Linked DNA regions of Homo sapiens: region 2 is linked to region 1. Evidence: chromatin contacts called from ENCODE Hi-C or POLR2A ChIA-PET data. All regions are on one chromosome and are shown on one strand. The core of a region is the stretch at or near the end of the contact, and the rest is flanking DNA. Distances in the headings are between cores, read along the strand shown.

Region 1 (6,003 bases), core at 2,394-4,893:
TTCATGGTTTCTTAATAGACTATGAGAAGGCAGAAGGGCTCCTCAGGCCAAGTTTTCACGTCTCATGGCCCCTAAACTACTGTGTAGAACGGTCAGAGTCTACACTTGGCTCCCTGGATTCATTCCATGGATCAAAGCTCCAGGATTACCCTTTCCAGCAACAGATGACAATGCTAACAGCACAAAAGGCATCAACACTATCTCTTCAGGAAACTACCCAAAATGAAGACACCCAAGGGTACTTGAATGACACACATTTTTTTTCTTCCAATGCCCCTGGCCTCCCTCAATACCCATAACCCTAGAAAAGAGGAAAGTAATTGATCCATAGATTCCATCCAAGTTCTGCTTTCAAACACAACTCCATACACACACACAAAGTGGTGAGCAAATTCTATCTATACACTTCTATAATAACTGACATTCATATTTTCTTCTGGAAAAATGCCCTATCTGCCTTTACCACTCACATCCCTGAGGTATCCTATGCACACTGCCTCACCAAACGACACCTCTCCCTTCCAAGGCCAGCTATGATTTCTCTCTTAACGCACTCTTCAGAGGCCTTTCCAGGCCTGTTATTCTAATCAACTTGGTAGTTCCTACTACTTTCCTACCTTTAGACCCTCTCCAAGTCCTTAGTACAAGTATAAAAATCCTGTATGGTTGCCGCTGTGTCTCTATCATCCATGTGTACAACAGGAACTATCATAACCCTGGAGTGAGAAGGAAAAGACAGCCACGCTACCCGTCAAGCGCATCTTACTCTGCTGTGCATCACAAGAGAGGGCAGGACACCTTTAAGGTAACCAAATTCATGGTTAGAACCAAGTGTATAATAACAAAATGTTACTAAAATTAGGTAGGTTTGTCTTCATTATTAATTCACAGAAAGGGAAGGGGGGCTATGTGTTTTATTCTCTTTCTAATTGTCCTTACTACCTACTTAACACAGGTCACTGTGCTCAATAAATACAGATCACGAAATGACCAAATATATAGATACACAAGTAAAGAAACATCATCTATATCAAAGATGGCCACTCGCTGGGACAAAGATAAGAGTCAGTATCTAGTTACCCACAGGCCAAATCAGACCTCAGGAACACAAACACTGCTAGGTAATGTTTTATTCATCAATCTCCCAGGGACAATGATAGTACATACACAGCAGCAATAACATCAATCGGTTCAGTAAAAATAAGAGGCAAGATCATGTCCCAAGAGGAAGGGAGGGCTGGTTAGGACTGGAAGCATAAGGAGACTAGAAAATAGGAAATATTTAATAGTTATTAAAACAAATGTGCTGAAGAATTGATAACTACTGTTAAGCCATACAAAGGGCCCAAAATAAAATTAGAATCACAAATTTGTAGTGGGCCAAATCAGTACGGTTCTCAGATTGCTTCTAAAATGTTCCAACAGCAGATTGCAAAAAGCGGGAAAGCATGCAGTGACTATCACAGTGGACAAAGAACGTGATTAGGAGGGTTGAGGAGGTGGTACTGAAGTAGTAGGTCTTTGAGACAAGGCTAAGCATGCAATCAGCAGAGTCTAAGAGTGAATGACTGAAGGCACAGATCTAGCTCCACAGATGTGGAGGAGTGGAAGAAGCAGCAGTTCAGGACGTGGTAAGCAGAGAAAGAGAGTACTGATATTTTAGAAACAGAGCAGTGATGATGAAGTACAAGGTGCAGCAAAAAGGAAAGGTGGGGAGCAGAAATGGAGCTGGAAAGACTCTAACAGGCTGAAGAAGGATGAATGGATCATCATTTTACGTGCCAGAATTGGGGAGGATGATGGCAGAGGATGGAGAGAAGATAAGACCCAGGTACTGAGGTTGTCTAGCAAAGTGGGAATGAGTCTAGGGTTGACAGAGTCAGCAATGATTACTGAAAAGAGTGGTGCATGTGGACAAATTATTAGGTTTTAATATTTTCACAGTATATCAGGAGAAGTGAGAAAGGTGAGGCCTCCACAGCAACGAACAGAATCAATTTTCAGTAAAGACAAGAGGCAGCAGAAAAATTACTTACAAGTGAGGGAATTACAACTCCAGATGAAAGAACACTATTTCTGGTTACTATTAAGTTGAATGAATTAATTAAGCATAGAGTCTACTAGTAAAATACTCTGAAAACCTGTAAACTAAAGAACCATGAAAATAGCAACCATCCAATTCCTTAACTGTGATCATTATCTGAGGATTCACATGCCAAGCACTATAGGAAGTGCTTCACAGGCATTATTTTATTTCATCCTCACAACTTAACACTGTGAGACAGGTATTAGATTCATTTTAGAGAAGAGGATACAAAGGCATAAATAAGTTAAATAACTTGCCTAAGGTCAGAGTCAGTGACAAAACTGGGACTGGAACTCAAGGGTAACTGATAGCCCTTGCTGTTCTTAAGCACCAACAGAATTCAGATGACATATTGCCTTTTCCAGTATTTCTGCTCTTCTTTTTATCTTTAAAATGTTTCTTTGAAAGCTATGAAATACCAGTGCTCAACCACATCAGACAACCAATACCACAAAACTATTTGCTTTATACTGAGAACGCACTGTAGTGCCTTCCTTGGAATGCAACACTTTTAACCTAAAACTGAAAAATATATCACGCTGAAAAAGAATTGCTCTTCACTTTCAAATTACTGATATCAGGGTGAATGGCTTGTTCTTCTGTGCATGGTTGTTTTTTTTCCCCCATAGCAATATGCCACTGTCACATCATGAAATCTTAGGCAGCTACTATTGTTTAGTTTCAATATGTTTCCTTACCTCCAAAGAAAACAATCAACTCTAAGTTGTCTCCACTTCATTACTAATAATTTATTATTAAAAAGCACAAAATGCATTGCACATTATTACTTTAGTTCTTATGCATAGTAGATAATTGTTTTTTATTAAAAACTGCATGTAAAAACATCTTTAGGACATTTGATAAAACATATCCCCATGCCTTTTTGTTATCCGTATCATGTCCACACCTAGAGAATGAGGCAGGTTTGACCTTCTGAAAGGTAATGGGTCTGAAACAAACTAAAGAAATTATGGGCCTCTTTTCATTTGGCTTAAAAAGGGATTTATGATCATTTCTGTTCAACAACCTAAATTCATTTAGGGCTGAAGTGAGGGAAACAGAGGAAAGGAAGTGGGAGTAGCGTAGCATTAAGAAACGCTGAGAAGGGCCCAGTGTGAATTAGGCTAGTGGAAATGCAGACTCTTAAGATGTGCTAAAGCCTGATAACCACTTTTAGTGTTTTCAAATCCACAATTCCCACGCATTCATCTTATTCAGTGGTGATGTCTACAATGTTAAAGTTGCCACAAGATACACTGAAAGCAACATTTTCTGTACCAAGTAATTTGATTCACAGAAAGCATCTTCTCAACACAGTGGACCTTGCCTGGTCTTACGTACAAATTGGGAATCAGGTAAGTGTGGCTCTAGCCTGCCTACAACAATCGTCTGCACCACAGGCTTGGATAAGTTCTTCTTCTAGAAAAGAAGCAGCTCCTACTTGCCCTGTATATCTTAAAGGGCTGTGAGAAGAAGCACATGCAGGCGCTTTGCCCTGGGGAGAGTTACATGTAGAAGGGACTCTGGATGGAAGCAGGCGCTCTGTGACCAGCCTGCCAGTCTGCGAATCTATGTGGCTGGCTGCACTACGTTTTCCTGCCCTCCTCTCCCCAGCTATAGGAAGATTGTTTTGTAGGCTCATTATTGCTTCACCAACTGCTAGGAAGGAAATATTTCTATGCAATAAAAATTCTTTTGGTGTTTTTTACTCCCTTCTCATCCATGCAAAACAGGAAAGCATGATACATTGCCTTTTATGGTAACAAAAGATCCAGACGAAGGTTCTTAATGTTCTTAGACAATTGTGCTCACATTATTACCACAACACTTTCCTAACTTCACTGTTTGAATAGGAAAAAAGATGCCTTACATGCTCCAAGCTTAATGTATCTCCAGGGAAGATATATCCTGACAAATGTTTACTAAATCAGGTCACGGATTAATCAAATAGGGAGTTCACTGAAATAATAAAATTAATATGCTTGCAGATGGCTACTTAAAATGAGAATGCCAAGGTAATTGTAAGTGGTTTTAAAAGCAGTTTTCTTTTCTCTTTCAAATATTTGAACCATGCTCTTAACAATGTAGTCTACAGAACACAGGCACAGATTGGTCTCTTCTAACATGATTACTGCTTTTATTTACATGTTGTTCAACAGCCATCACCAAAAAAAGCCATCATCAGACTAGTATCTCATCTCAAGGAGTACCTACCATCTCTCTCATTATATCTAGAGATTTTTGAGGCAGGTAGTCTATAGATCCTTTTGCCTCATCCAGGTAGTCTATCCTATAGACAAATTTTGGTACTGAAATCACCTCTCTCTCCTTCTCTTTTCAATGCTCTGATTACATACATTATAATCTGTTTTCATTTAAGGAAATGAAACACATGTCCTTAATGCTTTTTCTGAAATGCTGGATGGTACAGTTATTTTTAAATGAGTATCACAGAATTTTAAGGCTGAACCTCAGAGATTATCTAGTTCACTTTTGAAATTAAAGATAAGACTGGAGCTCAGAGAGGTTTCTTTACTTTCCCCAGAGTCACACCATTAATTAAAGACAAATATGATAAAAGATGCCCAATTTAACTACTTTTAAAAATCTAATCTAAAAATCTGAATGTACAAATATTATTCTTTGTATAGAAGGAGTGGCTGAAGGGTTTCTTAAATGGTGAGCTCCTATAGTTTCTTTTTAAGAATTCACTGTGCAAAACAGTGTATACTAACCCTGCAGAAATATATCTACAGTATAATGTTAACTATGAGCCTAGATTTGTAATTTATTTTTTAGGTAACATATTTTTAAAATAGTATAATATAACTTTTATTGTTAATACCACTACAAATAAAACATTAAGATAATTCCGGCTTTTTCAAAGAGTTTATGTGAAAACGTAAACCCTAACAGTTTATTTTCTAATGTCTATGACACTGTCTCAATCAGTGAAATGAAATCCACCCACCTTTACTTCAAATTAAAGGCAATGCTTACATTTACAGAGAATTATGTTCCTTAATAAGCACTGTAAATCCATACAATGTAATTAGGCTGGATTTCCCATGAAAATAAGTATGAAGGTAAGGTACCTGACCAAAGGCCTAGAGCTCAATTTAATTTAAAAAATATACAACGATCAGACCATTGTATTTGAACAGTGAAATAATATGCTTATTTACTGCAATTCAAAAATTAGTCATAAAACTTTTCTTTAGTAAGCTATATTTACTAATAAAGGAAGCAAAGAGCTTTTATTTTACCTCTAATTCCTGCCTCTCTTGTACTACAACAAAAAGAAAACAAATAAACACTGTCATTGGAGTAATCAAATTCTGAAGACTTTCTCTAGAAATATGTGCAAGAGTTTGGTTTTTTTCCCTTAGATGAAATAGTCTAATCACTGATATAATGAATGCCAATCTAGCCACCATGCAGATAAAGAAACATAACATGAAATACAAAGGAAGGGCCTGTGTAGCCCCTTACCTTTCTCATCCCCTTACCTACTACCCCTGCCAGGTATCCACTATTCTGAAATTTCTGTTTTGAGGAAACTCTGGCACACTTAATGGTTCTTGAGAAATGATTTTATTGCCATTTTTTCTTTCTGCAATTTTTTCTATATAAATTTAGAAAATAAGTTGCTAAAGAAGTAGGATCAGTATTTCCCAATTTCTTGGAGAATATGTGTTAATTTGTGTGTTCAGCTGACATAACAATGAGAGTTGAAAAATTGGTTCATGCTGGAAATATGATTAACTGTAAATAAATCTAAATGAGAACCACTTGTTTAATGATTAACGAAGGAAGGATGGAAGGACAGAGGAAGGGAGGAAGGGAAGAAGGAAGGCTAACCATTCCAATGGATATAAGAAATGCCTTCATGCTAAACCCTTTCAAGTTTATAGTTC
Region 2 (6,003 bases), core at 1,409-3,908, 190 kb before region 1:
CCTTCCAAAATGTATTTGTATCTACCACATCTCTCCACACATGCCAACTGAAAGTTAATGCTCTTGAAGGTAGGAACCACCTCTACATTCCACCATGTGCCTAGAACTGACGGAGTAATCATCTGGGATAATTAAACATTACTGATTGGTATAAATGTCATGAGCTGAGGGTAATTACCAAGCTTGAGCATAAATGCATACATAAAATGAAACTGAAACTTGAGAACTTGTTTTAAATGTACAATTTTGAAACTGATAAGCAGAGTCTTTCTGTATTGTACCATATTGTTAACCTGCCTGGTTGGCCCTTTCCCTTTTAAGTAATGACTCCATAAAGGATGGATTTGGGGTGATACATGCCTTCTATATTTATCCAAAATCCTTTTCAAAATCATGAGACTGCCTCTGGTTTAATATGTCAATGGAATATTCACTGTAAAGGGCATGGATATTTAAGAGGGTTGTTTCCTTTACAATGTGTGGACAGAGCTCTCAAAATTTCTTTCTTTGAAAAAGAAAACTAGAAATTATTTGAAGACTGTGACAGAGTCATGTCACTGGAATTGGAAGCACAGCTGTCCCTGTGAGGGCCCAGGCCACGAGGAGAGGAAATCATGTTGGTTCACTGACTGGCTGGGGAATCCTTGAAGGAACAAATCCAGGGTGCAGCAGGAAGTTGCCTGGGTGGGAGGTAGTGGCTCTTGTCCAGCCTGAGGCCTAATCAAATCAAACACACTCGACCACCTTGCATTTACAAAAATCTCCTCTATTTGGGATGCTGGGTGAAAATCCTAAGACCTTACACCTGTGTGCTTCTGAAGACGTCCATATATGTGAAGCAGCTGCCTCCTTTTATCTCAAACACTGCCAAACACCTTAGACATCCCACTGAGAGCTAGCTATGTGCTTATGGACAGCTATCTTCCAAACTGGGAAGAACCAAATAAGACACGCTATAGCCTTTTGTTTCTCCAAGGCTCTGGAACATATTCTGTACACATTAACTCGGTGTGCCTGCATCTCATGTAGACCTGCCTCCTGAATCCCAGGGAAGAGGGCAAGATCATATCAGTATAAGGATCAAGAAACACTAGCATTACATCACTGTGTGAGTAAGATAAAGCAAGGCAGAAGAGAAAGAGCTGCATTTGAATTTGGACATTTGAGAACTGGTTTAAATTTGGTTCTGCATTTACCACCTGTGGGATCTTAGGCAAGTCACTAAACCTCTCTGCTATAGAACGGCAATCATGACTTTTATGTTGCAGTGTTTCATAAATAACAACTATTAGTGTGATCTGGATTCAGGGCTGAGGCTCTTCTGTAGAAACAGCAGAAGATAGCAACAGACTGAAGGAATAGTCATGCCATCTGGGTGAACAGCAGGTCGACTCTTGGTTCAGGAAAGACGAAGGTGGTATGTGGTTCAGGTACAGTCAAATACACGACCAATAGCAGCAGCAGCCATAACTCTCTCCAAAACATAAAGACCACACAGAGTGTGCACATAGGTGCCAGACACCACTACTTAAAGAGCTTGTTCCTAGGCCTGCTCCTTTTTAAAGAGATAATTTAATTTTAAGTTTCATGAGGGGCCAGGCAAAGTGGCTCATGCCTGTAATCCCAGCACTTTGGGAGGCTGTGGCAGGATGAATGCTTGAAGCCAGGAGTTTGAGACCAGTCTGGGCAACAAAGCAAAACCCTGTCTCTACAAAAAATAAAAAATCAGCTAGGTGTGCTGGGACGTGCCTGTAACCACAGCTACTCAGGAGACTGAGGCAGGAGGATGGCTTGAGTCTAGGAGTTTGAGGCAGCAGTGAGCTATGATTGCACCACTATACTCCAACCTGTGTCAAAGAGCAAGACCCTGTCTCTTAAAAAAAAAATTTCATGAGGGAGGGACCATATCTTATTCAAGTACCTGATACAGTGTTTGGCCCAACAGGTGTTCAATAAAATAATTTCTAATAAAATTATAATAATAGGCTTAACCCTGTTTCTCAGCATAGAGTAAAGGAAATAGAACACAGGCTATAAATAATGTCAAGACAATATGCCTTCCAGCATTTTCCTAATATGTATAGTTGGCCAAGTACTACTAAGTACTATCAGTCAAATACTATTAGAGCTCCTGATGTCATTGTCAATGTAAAAAAAAAAAAATGACAAGAAAAAATCCAAAATATCTCAAGATTATTTCTATTGAATAGCCTCAGTTTGTTTCTAATCTTTCCACAGCCCATGTTCACATCTGTGGCCTCCCTTTTATGGGCTCTGGAGCTGTAAATCTGAAAGAAGACAGATAAGGTAGAAACCTTGTTAAACAAAATCCTCATCAAAATGACAAACATTCAAACAGGAGTGGCCTGCCTTTATCTCCAGTTACCACCCAGTTTGGATGGAGTCTGTTTCCCTTTTACAAAAGGTTTGCTGTATGAGAAGGGAACATTTTACCCAAGAGACCGAAAGTCACTCCCAACTAGGTATTTCCCAAAGGAGTTGTACTGTATGTTCCAGAGTGCAGCTGCTGAGCTAACTATCTGGGTTGCAATAAAATGTCTTGATTTTTATCCATGGTTGGACAGATTGAGTTTTCTGATAACCCCAGTCCATTTCCCTAGAAATGCAGGTATGTATCCACATGCTGACTCATTCCGGGTGCAGAGAGCACAGAGTCTCTACAGAGGGTGGAGACTGCAAAGGCGAATACTTCCAAGATGGAGAGGAGAAGGGGGAAGGGAGAGAGCAAGAAAAAACAACCTAGAGGAGTGTTCTGGATTGACTATTTACAGACAGTTTGCCAGCAACAGATAAGGGATGGATCAGGGCTGGCAACCATTACTGGGGTGGTTTCTTTGGGTCTTTTAAGATAAAAGAGATTTGATATGTTTATTAAGTAATGTGGTTACCCTGGAAGCTGGGCATGTACTTCTCGTGATAACTGTATAGCAATTACTTCTGTTGGTTACAAGCCTCAGCTTTTGTTTGCTGAAATGTTAGATTTGGTTATATCTTTGTAGGTATGAGATACTTTTAAAGGGATAGTGTTTAGTAAATTTAGATATGTAAAACTTGCCTTTCATTGGCAAGGATCACAATAACAGCTTTGTAGGATTTCTCCGCAGACAAATAATCTCTACAGTGGACCTCAAGACTTCATACTAGGATTCTGAAGATGATTGAGTCAATGGATGAGTGTAACGAACTTTTGGAAACTTCAAGGCAATTAAAGGAAACTGCAGGAGGACCAGAAAAGATCAAGACCAGGGCACGAGGGCTGATCCAAACAACGGGGGCCGGCATTTGTGATCTTGGGTAGAGCCACCCCAGTGTGGGTCAACTCCACAGCATTAGGAAAACCAGTTTATCAGAATTACCTTCTCAAGCAATAGATCTGTTCCTTGTCACATTCTTAGAACTAATAAAGACTTATCTTTATTACTACTAATTATAATGTTTTGGTTCATTCTTTTAAAAATTATGCAATATGTGACACATACCAAAGAATACTTGTAATACACACTTAAGGTCTGAAACACAGCAGAAAAACAGAACATGACTGAATCTATGCTCCCTCTCAGAACAAAGACATGAGCCACAAGCTGAAGCGACCTTGCCATCCCTCTCTCTCCATTGTCTCCCTGCCTCTCTCTCCAGAGATAATCACTGTCCTAAAATGCCTGTTTATCACTCCTTCATTTTTGTTTGTTGTTTTTTAGAGACTGAGTCTTGATAGGCTAGACTCAATTTCTAGGCTCAACGTATCCTCTTGTCTCAGCCTCCCCAAGTAGCTGGGACTATAGGCATGTGCCACTGCGGCCAGGACACCTTCACTTTTTTAGAAACATGGCTTTAATGCAGATTTCTATATCCCTAATAAATAAATGGACAGATTGTCTGGTTTTGCTTGTTTTTGAGCTCTTTATATAAAAATTCTATCGTGTGTCTCCTGGAACTTGCTTTTTTCAGTCAATATTAGGGTTCTAAGATTTCGTCTTTATTGTGTATAGATACAGTTTGTCATTTTCACAGTTGTATAATAATGTAAATTTGACACTATTTATCCATTCCTCTGTCAGTGAACATTTGGGTTTTTGGGTTTCTTCTAGTTTCAACTACAACTAGAGATACTGCCATGATTATTCTTGAACATGTGCTCATCAACAATTTTTCCTTTTTCTCCTAGGCATACCCAAACAAATTTCCCAGCCTTCCTGCAGTGAGGTGGAGCCAAATGACTAAATTCTGTGTGTTGGAGAGATAAATGCCACTTCTGGGCCTGACCCCTATGGCCCCTGCCATGCTGGCCTGAAGAAGAGGGTGCAGTGGAGGATGCTGAGGCCATAGGGAATGGTGGAGCCATTAGACAGAGAAGCTGGTCCCAGAACTTCTGCAAGAAGCAGAGTCCTCCTTTCATCCATAATGACCACCACTGAATTGACAGCACAGGAAATAAAACGTTACTGTGTTAGCCACAGAGACTGGGGGTTGCTTGTTATAGGTGTTAGACTTTCCTGATAAAACCACCATTTCAAAATACATTAAAAGTGTGTGTGTGTGTGTGTGTGTGTGTGTATGTGTGTGTGTGTCTAGTCAGTGTAAATGAAGCAACAGCTGGGCCTGGGGGTGGGCTCTGCCTCCTGCATTTATGGGGGAGTGAGGGACTTGTGGAGATAAAAGCACCAGGAGGGATCCTCCTAGTGGAGTTGTTCTGCCTCTTGATTGTGTCAATGTCAGTATCCTATCCTGGTTGTTGATATTGTACTACAGTTGTTCAAGATGATACCACTGGGAGAAAGTGGGTGAAGGGTACATAGGATCTTTGTATTCTTTCTTTCTTTCTTTCCTTCTTTTTTGGAGACAGAGTTTCACTCTTGTCACCCAGGCTGGAGTGCAGTGGCACAATCTAGGCTCACTGCAACCTCCGCCTCCCAGGTTCAAGCAATTCTCCTGCCTTAGCCTCCCACGTAGCTGGGATTACAGGTGCCTGTCACCACACCCAGCTAATTTTTGTATTTTTAGTAGAAATGGGCTTTCACCATGTTGATCAGGCTGGTCTCGAATTCCTGATCTCAGCTGATCCACACGCCTTGGCCTCCCAAAATGCTGGGATTACAGGCGTGAGCCACTGCACCCAGCCTTTTGTACTATTTCTTACACCTACATGTGAATCCACAATTATCCCAAAATAAAAAGTTTTAACAACCATGAAAGACTTATATGGTAAATATGGAGAAGTATTAACAAAACTATGGAAGGCAGTTCCTCCTTTGTTTTTGGAAAACAGAAATAAAGTGGCATCAGGTACAGAGGACAGTCCTTAGACCCAGGCGTGTGACAATGCCAACCTTTTACCCTTGGTTTCCTTACCTTAAAAACAAGGACAATACCTGTCCTACCAACTTCATGGGGCTTGGGGAAGATCAAATTAAATAAGATGATAAATGGGAAAGTACTTTGAAATACTATAAGATCTTATCACTAACAATGAAGAGACATTTCTAATAACACTTTGGGAATGACAGAGGATACTATCAATCCACTTACATTTATGAATGAAGAAGAGCTGCAAAGCTGCAGGTGCTGAGCCTTTGAATTAACTCAGTGACCAAGATGGAGGGGAGGTTAAGAACTGCACATCCATGGCAATAAAATATCAAAAGCACTTGCTGCAGGTGCAGATAAGGTATGTAATATGCTACTTTTCAAGTCAGAAAGAAGAAAGGTGGCTGGGTACGGTGGCTCATGCTTGTAATCCCAACACTTTGGGAGGTCCAGGCAAGCAGATAATCTGAGGTCAGGTGTTTAAGGCCAGCCTGGCCAACATGGCGAAACCTCGTCTCTACTAAAAATACAAAAAACTTAGCCGAGCGTGGTGGTGTGTGCCTGTAATCCCAGTTACTTGGGAGGCTGAGGCATGAGAATCACTTGAATCCAGGAGGTGGAGGTTGCAGTGGGCCAAGATAGTGCCATTGCTCTCCAGCCTGGGCAACATAGTGAGTC

The links. Hi-C counts contacts between places; a loop is a spot of excess contacts on that map. ChIA-PET counts read pairs that join two places held with the same protein, here RNA polymerase II (POLR2A).
Region 2: a loop to region 1 is called in a map of Caco-2, with 7 times the contacts of the local background. The contact joins two enhancer-like sites. A Hi-C loop is called at or near these places in 2 of 168 maps with a recorded cell type or tissue (Caco-2 and endothelial cell of umbilical vein). POLR2A ChIA-PET finds 5 or more read pairs at or near these places in 2 of 52 experiments (OCI-LY7 and Panc1).

What each region holds. Positions count from the first base shown.
Region 1 is chr2:28,078,816-28,084,818 of GRCh38, reverse strand. All of the region lies in intron 6 of BABAM2 (BRISC and BRCA1 A complex member 2), which reads right to left. Among named protein-coding and RNA genes, the nearest start is that of MIR4263, 85 kb to the right of the region's middle. Within about 2 kb of position 3,643, at least 8 of the 41 ENCODE cell types and tissues checked have a DNase peak (open chromatin) inside an H3K27ac peak, as active enhancers do.
Region 2 is chr2:28,266,011-28,272,013 of GRCh38, reverse strand. All of the region lies in intron 10 of BABAM2 (BRISC and BRCA1 A complex member 2), which reads right to left. LOC124907745 (a long non-coding RNA gene) reads left to right here. Exons shown (of 2, transcript XR_007086254.1): 1 at 1-2,629; 2 at 3,113-3,448. Among named protein-coding and RNA genes, the nearest start is that of BABAM2-AS2, 41 kb to the left of the region's middle. Within about 2 kb of position 2,658, at least 10 of the 41 ENCODE cell types and tissues checked have a DNase peak (open chromatin) inside an H3K27ac peak, as active enhancers do.